Linked DNA regions of Homo sapiens: all the other regions are linked to region 1. A link is a contact called in ENCODE Hi-C data. All regions are on one chromosome and are shown on one strand. Each heading gives the region's core, a stretch centred on a gene start or an enhancer-like site at or near the end of the contact. The rest is flanking DNA. Distances are from core to core; before and after follow the strand shown.

Region 1 (2,710 bases), core at 132-2,631:
ACTCGTTCATGCCACAACTGTCCATCATCTAATACACTTGGGGTGCTCTGCCCTCTGCAGTCTGGGGTATGTGGGCCCTCCTTATGCCAGCGACCCTGACAAGGTCCATGTTAGCTCATGAGGACTCTAGCAACAGCCTGTACCAAGGTGCCCCCAATACATCTTCTATACTGCACCAGAGACAGTCTGCTAACACCCACATCAGGTTGTGTCACTCCCTTTTAAAAAATCCTGGCCGGCCGGGCGCGGTGGATCAAGCCTGTAATCCCAGCACTTTGGGAGGCCGAGGTGGGTGGATCACTTGAGGTCAGGAGTTCAAGACCAGCCTGGCCAATATGGCAAAACCCCATCTCTACTAAAAATACAAAAGTTAGCCGGGTGTGGTGGCAGGGGCCTATAGTCTCAGCTACTTGGGAGGCTGAGGCAGGAGAACTGCTTGAACCTGGGGGGCGGAGGTTGCAGTGAGCTGAGATCACAACACTCCACTACAGCCTGGGTGACAGAGCAAGACCCGATCTCAAAACAAACAACAAAACCTCCTAATTGACTTCCGTTTACTGTCATAATAAACTCCAAACTCTATCCTGGCATCAAAGCTCCTGCCACCCTGGCTGGCATCACCACCTGCCTGCTCCCAGCTGCACCAGTTCCTCCTGACATAGTCTGGACTACCCCTGGGGTCCCTGGGTGCCTATGGGAATCCAGCTCTGGCCAATTCTGCAGAAGTCCCAGCGGGACTAGCGCAGAGGCCCTGTCCGTGTCCCTCACTGCTCACTGCAGTGCTTGGCCCCCAGCAGGTCCTCAACGGCTGCAGGATAAATATAATAAGTGCCATGCCCTTTCCTGTTTTCCCTCAGAGGCACCCTCCCCCGAGCTGGGGGAGCAGGCTTCTGGCTGCGTGTGTCCTTGGCACCCAGCCTCTCCGAGGACAGCAAGTTCACTGCAGGAGGGCGGGGATGGGACCCACAGAGCCTGGAGTGGAGAGTCCCGGACAGAGTGGTGGGAAAGGAAGCGTTTTCTTGCTTGGGGCGAAAGGGGGCAGCGGAGCGGAGCGCCCGAAACCCAGCCCCTGCGGACCGCAATCTTTGGGAAAAAGGCGCAAGGTGGGAACGCAGGGCCGCACGTGGGAACCGTTCGCGGCTGCCGGGTTTGCAGCCCCTGCCCGCGCAGCTGGGAGCCGCAGGAGGCGGCCCGGGACTCCAGCCTGCAGCCCCTATCCCGCCTCCTCCCACGCTCCAGCCACGGCGCGGCGCTACCTGCTGCAGCCTCTCTTCTCCGGAGAGGCCCGGGCTCCTCCCTACACCCCCGCGGCCCAGCCCCGGGTCCCAGGCTCCGGCTCCGGGTCAGCATCCTCGCGCTCAAGGCGGTCATGCCGGACTCCTGCGGACTACACATCCCGGCGGCCCATGCGGCCCCGTCACGTGATGCAAGGATCGCCGGCCTTTCCGCCAGAGGGCGGCACAGAACTACAACTCCCAGCAAGCTCCCAAGGCGGCCCTCCGCGCAATGCCGCTACCGGAAGTGCGGGTCGCGCTTCCGGCGGCGTCCCGGGGCCAGGGGGGTGCGCCTTTCTCCGCGTCGGGGCGGCCCGGAGCGCGGTGGCGCGGCGCGGGGTAAGTGGCGGTCCCCACGGGGCAAGTGGCGGTCCCCACGGGGCAGCGGCCTAGAGAGGCGGACCCCGCAGTGTCCGGGTCCCGGGCCCTCACCCGCGCCCACTGCAACCCGACTCCGGAGCTCCGAGCATCCCTTAGTTTTAAGTCATGGCGGGTGCGAACGGGTCTCTGCTGCAGGCGGCTCCGTGACAGCTCCTGCTTCACATGGGTAGAGGAGAGACGGCAAACGTCGGGGCTCCCAGGACTTCGCGGCGGCAGTCCTAACCCGTGCACTGAGTCGGGCGGGGCGGGCGGCAGCGTCTGAGTAGAGAGCTCTCTAGACCAGGCCTGGTGTCTCCCGGGCTTTCCTAGGTGCCTGTTTGCGAGCTGGTCAGCTGGGCTGTAGTTGAGTTCTCCCAGGGAGTGTGGGAGGAAAGGTTATGCCCACCAGAGACCCAGGGTCCTGACGGCTGGAGGTCCGCAGTGGGGAAGGTGGGCAGAGGTGTTGCTCAGATGTCCCCATTCCTGTTTCGTTTGCACAGAGGGGTTTTCTGGTGCGTCCTGGTCCACCATGGCCAAACCAACAAGCAAAGATTCAGGCTTGAAGGAGAAGTTTAAGATTCTGTTGGGACTGGGAACACCGAGGCCAAATCCCAGGTCTGCAGAGGGTAAACAGACGGAGTTTATCATCACCGCGGAAATACTGAGAGTGAGTGAGCTACCTGTGTCTTTGCTAGGCTAGAGGGAAATGCAGAGAAGGCTGGGTTTGGTCTTGCACCAGGTTCTGTGGGAGACGGGTTGCTGGCAACTGTCTACACAGGAATGCTGTCTCCAGTACTTGGAGGCCGACATGTCCTTCCTCAGGAGACTTCGAAAGTCAGGATCTTGGTGACCTGGTTCAGGCACACTTGAGTTACTATTCAGATGTTGATGAAAGAAAGCCCATCTTATAGATGAGGCCTGAGTATCATCATCTTCACAGGTAAGGATATGTCCAGGTGTTACATGATAAGATGTGAGTTCCTGGGAGAAGTAGGTTCTTTATTTTATTTTTTTTTTGAGACTGAGTCTTGCTCTGTTGCCTAGGCTGGAGTGCAGTGGCACAATCTCTGCTCGCT
Region 2 (2,710 bases), core at 89-2,588, 890 kb before region 1:
TCCTCGGCCCACCCCAGGTGCTGTGTGTCCTTCCGGGCCCCAGCTGGGCAGGGCCTCTTCTTCACCCTGCACGATGTGGCCCACCCGGGGGAGGTCCTGCTTCTCTGCTGCTCACCCGCAGGTGGGAAGCCACAGCCGCCCCACAGCCTCTCCGGGTCTGGGGTCTCAGGGTGCGCCCTGGAGCAGGGCCTCTTTGTCTGGAGGGAGAAGGGGTCTCTCCCACTACCAGGGGCCCCTTGTTGGCGGGCGTGCTGAGGTGCACACCTGGGAGCTCAAGCTCCCTGGTGCACAAAGCAGTGGTCCCAGAAGCAAAACCACCCTTCCAGCCTGGAGGGGTGCCCTGGGGGGAGTCAGGAGCCTGGGCACCTGCCCCCACCTGCTGGCACCTCGAGGTGCGGCCAGCCCTCCCTGGGACAAGGGCCTGGCCATCCCCAATGTCTGAAGGGTCCACCCCTTCCCGACCAAACCACTTGCTCTGAGGGTCCAGGGGAAGGCCCTTCTGCTGGCCTGGCTGAAGGAGCAGCTGCTGGCAGGGGGAAGGGGCCTGCACTTCTCCTCGGGGGCCCCTGGGTGAGTCTCGCTGAGGCAGCGGGGTTGGAGGATGCAGGAGCACCAGGCTGCCGTCCCCAGGGTCCCCCAGATCCCCACGCGGGAGGGGACCGGAGACGAGGACAAGTTCGCGGAAACTGCCCGTGCGTGTCGGGGAGAGATGCGAGTGCAGGAGCGCCCAGCCGTAAAGCACACCCCCGCCCGCCCCCGCGCCCCATCACACACGCGCGCGCGGGCACACCCGGGACACACACGCGGCGGGGAAGGGGCACGCAGCCTCTCGCCTTCCACGCCCGCCCGGTCCCCGCCCCTCCGCCGACCCGGGCCCGCGTCGTAGTGGGGGTGGGGGTGGGGGCGGCGGCGGCGCGCGCGGCAGCGCGAAGGGGGAGGGGGAGCCGGAGCGGGAGGGGGAGGGGCGCGGCATCGGCGGCTCGGCCGCCCCCGCAGTTGGGGGCAGGGAAGGACGTAGGTGCTCCCCCTCCCACCCCGCCGGAGCCTCCCGCGAGCGCCCCCTGGTGCACCCCACGCCCGGCATTGTTGGGGAGCACGAAAAGCGGGGAGCCCAGTGCGGGGGCGTGGAGGGGGCGCGGGCGGGGTCCAACTTCCCGCACCCGGGGGGGGGCGGGGCGCCGGGCGGCGACAGGGAGGGGTCGCTCGGGCGCGCGCGTCTCGGGCCGGGGGCGGATCCTCCCCAGTACCCCCCCGCCCGCCCCGCCCCCGGCCCCGCCCCGGCCACGCTGGCCCCGCCCCGGTCGCGCCGGCCCCGCCCCGCCCCGCCCCCCGCCGCTCAGCCCGAAGTTTCCTGCGCCGCGCGCGGACGGGCTCGAGGCTCGCTCGCTGCCTCACCGGTCCCCGGCCCGCGCCCCGCGCCCCGCGCCCCGCGCCCCGGCCTCACCCGTCCGCTCAGCGGCCTCCACGCCGCGCCGAGGCCGCCGCCGTCGCCTCCGCCGGGCGAGCCGGAGCCGGAGTCGAGCCGCGGCCGGGAGCCGGGCGGGCTGGGGACGCGGGCCGGGGGCGGAGGCGCTGGGGGCCGGGGCCGGGGCCGGGGGCGGAGGCGCTGGGGGCCGGGGCCGGGGCCGGGCGCCGAGCGGGGTCCGCGGTGACCGCGCCGCCCGGGCGATGCCCGCGGGGACGCCGCCGGCCAGCAGAGCGAGGTGAGACGCGGCGAGGACGCGCGCCCGGGACCCTCTTCAACTTGCGCGAAGCGGGCCGGGGAGCCCCTCGGGGTGGGGGTGGGGCCGCTGGAGGGAGGGAGGGGGCGGGCGGGGGCGGGGGGCGCGTTTGTCTCTAATAAGAAAAGACAAAGACATCCCGGCGGCCGCGGCTGTTCCCGCAGCTCCGCGCCGCGGGAGGCAGGGCGGGGGCGTCGCCACCGGCCCCGGGTCACCCCCTGTCCTCTGCAGGTGCTGCCGGCCGCCACCATGACCGAGGGCGCACGGGCCGCCGACGAGGTCCGGGTGCCCCTGGGCGCGCCGCCCCCTGGCCCTGCGGCGTTGGTGGGGGCGTCCCCGGAGAGCCCCGGGGCGCCGGGACGCGAGGCGGAGCGGGGGTCCGAGCTCGGCGTGTCACCCTCCGAGAGCCCGGCGGCCGAGCGCGGCGCGGAGCTGGGTGCCGACGAGGAGCAGCGCGTCCCGTACCCGGCCTTGGCGGCCACGGTCTTCTTCTGCCTCGGTCAGACCACGCGGCCGCGCAGCTGGTGCCTCCGGCTGGTCTGCAACCCATATCCTTCCCGGCCGGCGGGGGGCGGGGGGCGGGGGGCGTGGGGAGGGTGGGGGCCCGGGGCGCGGGACTCCCTCGGCATGCGCCCCCGCGCGCCCCTGTTGGTGGGACCTGGCGTGGGCCGGGCGCGCGGGGGTGCAGGGCAGGGGCTGGAGGACCGCGCTCTAATTTCTGAGAGTGGCGGGCTTGGGGGGCCACCGGGCGCCTCCGGACTCCCTTCCCCAGGGCCGGCTCCGGACGGAGAAGGTGGAAGCGAAGCGGTGAGGCCCCCGCGGGCTTGGAGGGGAGAGGAGTCGGGGAGGGAGGGAAGGTCCTAACTCCTCGCGGCCCCAAGGGTGTTGGCCAGGACGGGAATTTCCCCCTTGCCCACCCCTCACTGTCTGAAGGTCCTGCCCGAGGCAGGCCCCTCGCGGGGGAGGGGGAGGCCAGAGGAGCTGGAGTC
Region 3 (2,710 bases), core at 120-2,619, 510 kb before region 1:
GGACACGTCTGCGACAAATCCCCGGGGAAAATCCCCCCCAGGCACGTCCCTCAGGAAGCCAGTGGAGAAACGCTTCTCAGGACCCAGCACGCACCACGGGCTGGTGAGGACGGAGCTGCTGCCTTTCTGGAACAGACACAGGGCGTGTGTGGGGAACCTTGCTTCACCTGTGGATATACAGAGCCACATGCCAACGTGTGAATGGAGACTGGTCCCAGGAAGTGGCAGCTCTCGGGACCGCCCTGAGCCAGGGCCCAAGCACGGGCAGTGCAAGGACAGGAAACGGTCAAAGCTCTGCTGTTACCACAGGCTGGGAACAGGACTCTCTGTCCCAGCACTGTCTTGGGCGTGTGCCCATGAACAGTTTGCACGGATGTGGGACACCTGCATTCACGAAGCTTTGGAGCCTGGGTAGGCTGGGAATCCCATGCTGGGTTTCGGGTCTCTGGAGATGGGACAGAGTAGGAGACCCTCTCGTGGTGTCTGCCCAGCTGGGCAGAATAATTCTGAGCAGAATAGACGAAGATGCTTCTGAGCTCCCTGGCAGCATAAGCTCTGCCCGAGAGCCTGACCACTCACAAGGTGACCTGCCTAGTCCTGTCCCCAGCTGTGGGGGGTGACCGTTCCCATCAATAGCAGAGGTGGCCCAGGCCCCACGTGACATTCGCTCTGTCCCAGGCCCCGCTGAGAGCCCCACCCAGCACATCCAGAATCTTACCCTTCTTGCCACCTAAGAATGACCTGGCCTCGAGGTCCTCCAAGTACAGGTCCCTGGCCCCGAGGTCCTCCAAGTACAGGTCCCTGGCCCCAAGGCCCTCCAAGTACAGGTCCCTGGCCCCGAGGTCCTCCAAGTACAGGTCCCTGGCCCTGCAGGTCTGGGTGAACTTGCTCCCTCCAGGCACACGGGTCTCTCCCCTTCCCAGCAATCCTGTGATATCTGCCCCCCTTTTGAGGGCAGCATTCCCGTGGCGGGGGCAGGCCTGGAACACACGGGCGGGGGGAGGCTTGTGGTTCCTATGGTCCTGGGGGTACCTATGGTCCTGGGGGCAACTGGATGGCTGGGGGGTGTGAAGTCCCCAGGGCAGGCAATAGTCGCTCAGTACCAGCCTCCAGGCCCCGGGGGCCACCAGGCTTAAAAGCAACAGGCGAGACGAGGGATCTGTCCCGCACCCGGCATCCCTGGCCTCTCCTCTGGGACAGGAAGATGGGGAGGGGCGGCAGGAGGTGGGCCTGGAGCAGGGCCTCAGAAGTCTCCTGGCCTTTCCCATCAGGAAGCACATCCTGTTGGTGTCTGGCTGCCGCGGCAGGGCCGCTATTTGTTGCGGTTGGCTACGCCTTCCAGCTCACCAAAAACAGTCTCAAAAACAACCATTTCCTCTCTGCTGAGAGCCAGGGAAGGCGAGCTCTGCGCACACGGGCGTCCCTGCAGCAGCCACTCTGCTTTCCAGGACCGGCCAACTGCCCTGGAGGCATCCACACAGGGGCCCAGGCAGCACAGAGGAGCTGTGAACCCGCTCCACACCGGCCACCCTGCCCGGAGCCTGGCACTCACAGCAGGCCGGTGCTAAGGAGTGTGGCGCGGGCTCGACTCCCACTGCTGCCGGCCTCCCGAGTGACTCTGTTTTCCACTGCTGCAGGCGAGAAGAGGCACGCGCGGCACAGGCCGGCCTCCGCTTCCCGGGAAGACGGCGCACTCCTGGCCCTGGGTTCTTGCTGCTGCCCACCCTCTGCTCCCTGGGATGGGCCCCGAGGCGAGCAGCTTCAGCACAGGCCTGGCCCTGCTCCAGGTGCAGGAAGGAGGATAAGGCCGGGCCGAGAGGCGGCACACCTGGACCATCCCATGGGCCTCCGCCCGCGCCGCCCCGAGGATGAGTGGTGATGTCCTCTAGCCACCCCTAGCAGCGTCGGCTCTCCCTGGACGTGCGGCCGCGGACTGGGACTTGGCTTTCTCCGGATAAGCGGCGGCACCGGCGTCAGCGATGACCGTGCAGAGACTCGTGGCCGCGGCCGTGCTGGTGGCCCTGGTCTCACTCATCCTCAACAACGTGGCGGCCTTCACCTCCAACTGGGTGTGCCAGACGCTGGAGGATGGGCGCAGGCGCAGCGTGGGGCTGTGGAGGTCCTGCTGGCTGGTGGACAGGACCCGGGGAGGGCCGAGCCCTGGGGCCAGAGCCGGCCAGGTGGACGCACATGACTGTGAGGCGCTGGGCTGGGGCTCCGAGGCAGCCGGCTTCCAGGAGTCCCGAGGCACCGTCAAACGTAAGTCCAATTGTTTTCCTGATGCCTTCAGCGTGGCCGAGGCTCGAGGGCACATGGGAGATGTTAGGCGCGGACCTGGTGAGCGGGTGGGGAGGCCTGGCCCCTGCTCTGCCCTGAGCGTGGCCTCTGGGCAGGCAGGAGGGGGCACTGTGTCTCCCAGGGAACCAGGCCCCAAGGCCCCCTCTCCCTGGTGAGTGGTGGCCCCACACACTCCTCCTGCTCAGCACAGAATCTGCCTCCAGCTCTTTTACACAGGAATTCATCTCAGGCATTTGGGGGGCCTCTCTGCCGTTACACATAGTTAAGAGATGGGTACATTAATCAAATCAAGGAAAGGCATTTTTCCTTGGTTGAAAATAATTATTACGGCTGGGCGCAGTGGTTCACGTCTGTAATCCTAGCGCTTTGGGAGGCTGAGGCGGGAGGACTGCTTGAGGCCAAGAGTTCAAGA

The links. A loop is a pair of places that touch in the nucleus more often than their neighbours do. Pooled maps may share reads with other maps.
Region 2: a map of vagina shows a loop between it and region 1 (5-fold over the local background). The contact joins the promoter of CACNA1H here to the promoter of NTHL1 in region 1. A Hi-C loop is called at or near these places in 1 of 168 maps with a recorded cell type or tissue (vagina).
Region 3: a loop to region 1 is called in a pooled map, with 3 times the contacts of the local background. The contact joins the promoter of TMEM204 here to the promoter of NTHL1 in region 1. A Hi-C loop is called at or near these places in 2 of 168 maps with a recorded cell type or tissue (cardiac septum and heart right ventricle) and 4 of 50 pooled maps.

What each region holds. Positions count from the first base shown.
Region 1 is chr16:2,046,453-2,049,162 of GRCh38, forward strand. It overlaps NTHL1 (nth like DNA glycosylase 1), which reads right to left and starts at 1,382. Exons shown (of 6, transcript NM_002528.7): 1 at 1,257-1,382. The coding sequence starts at 1,371. It overlaps TSC2 (TSC complex subunit 2), which reads left to right and starts at 1,533. Exons shown (of 42, transcript NM_000548.5): 1 at 1,533-1,613; 2 at 2,135-2,301. The coding sequence starts at 2,164. RefSeq lists enhancers at 786-1,285, 877-936, 1,387-1,476 and a silencer at 1,567-1,796.
Region 2 is chr16:1,151,768-1,154,477 of GRCh38, forward strand. It overlaps CACNA1H (calcium voltage-gated channel subunit alpha1 H), which reads left to right and starts at 1,339. Exons shown (of 35, transcript NM_021098.3): 1 at 1,339-1,703; 2 at 1,953-2,269. The coding sequence starts at 1,971. RefSeq lists enhancers at 238-818, 2,193-2,710.
Region 3 is chr16:1,532,297-1,535,006 of GRCh38, forward strand. TMEM204 (transmembrane protein 204) reads left to right here and starts at 1,370. Exons shown (of 3, transcript NM_024600.6): 1 at 1,370-2,259. The coding sequence starts at 1,980. The region is part of intron 19 of IFT140 (intraflagellar transport 140); the gene reads right to left. RefSeq lists enhancers at 696-1,399, 1,400-2,103.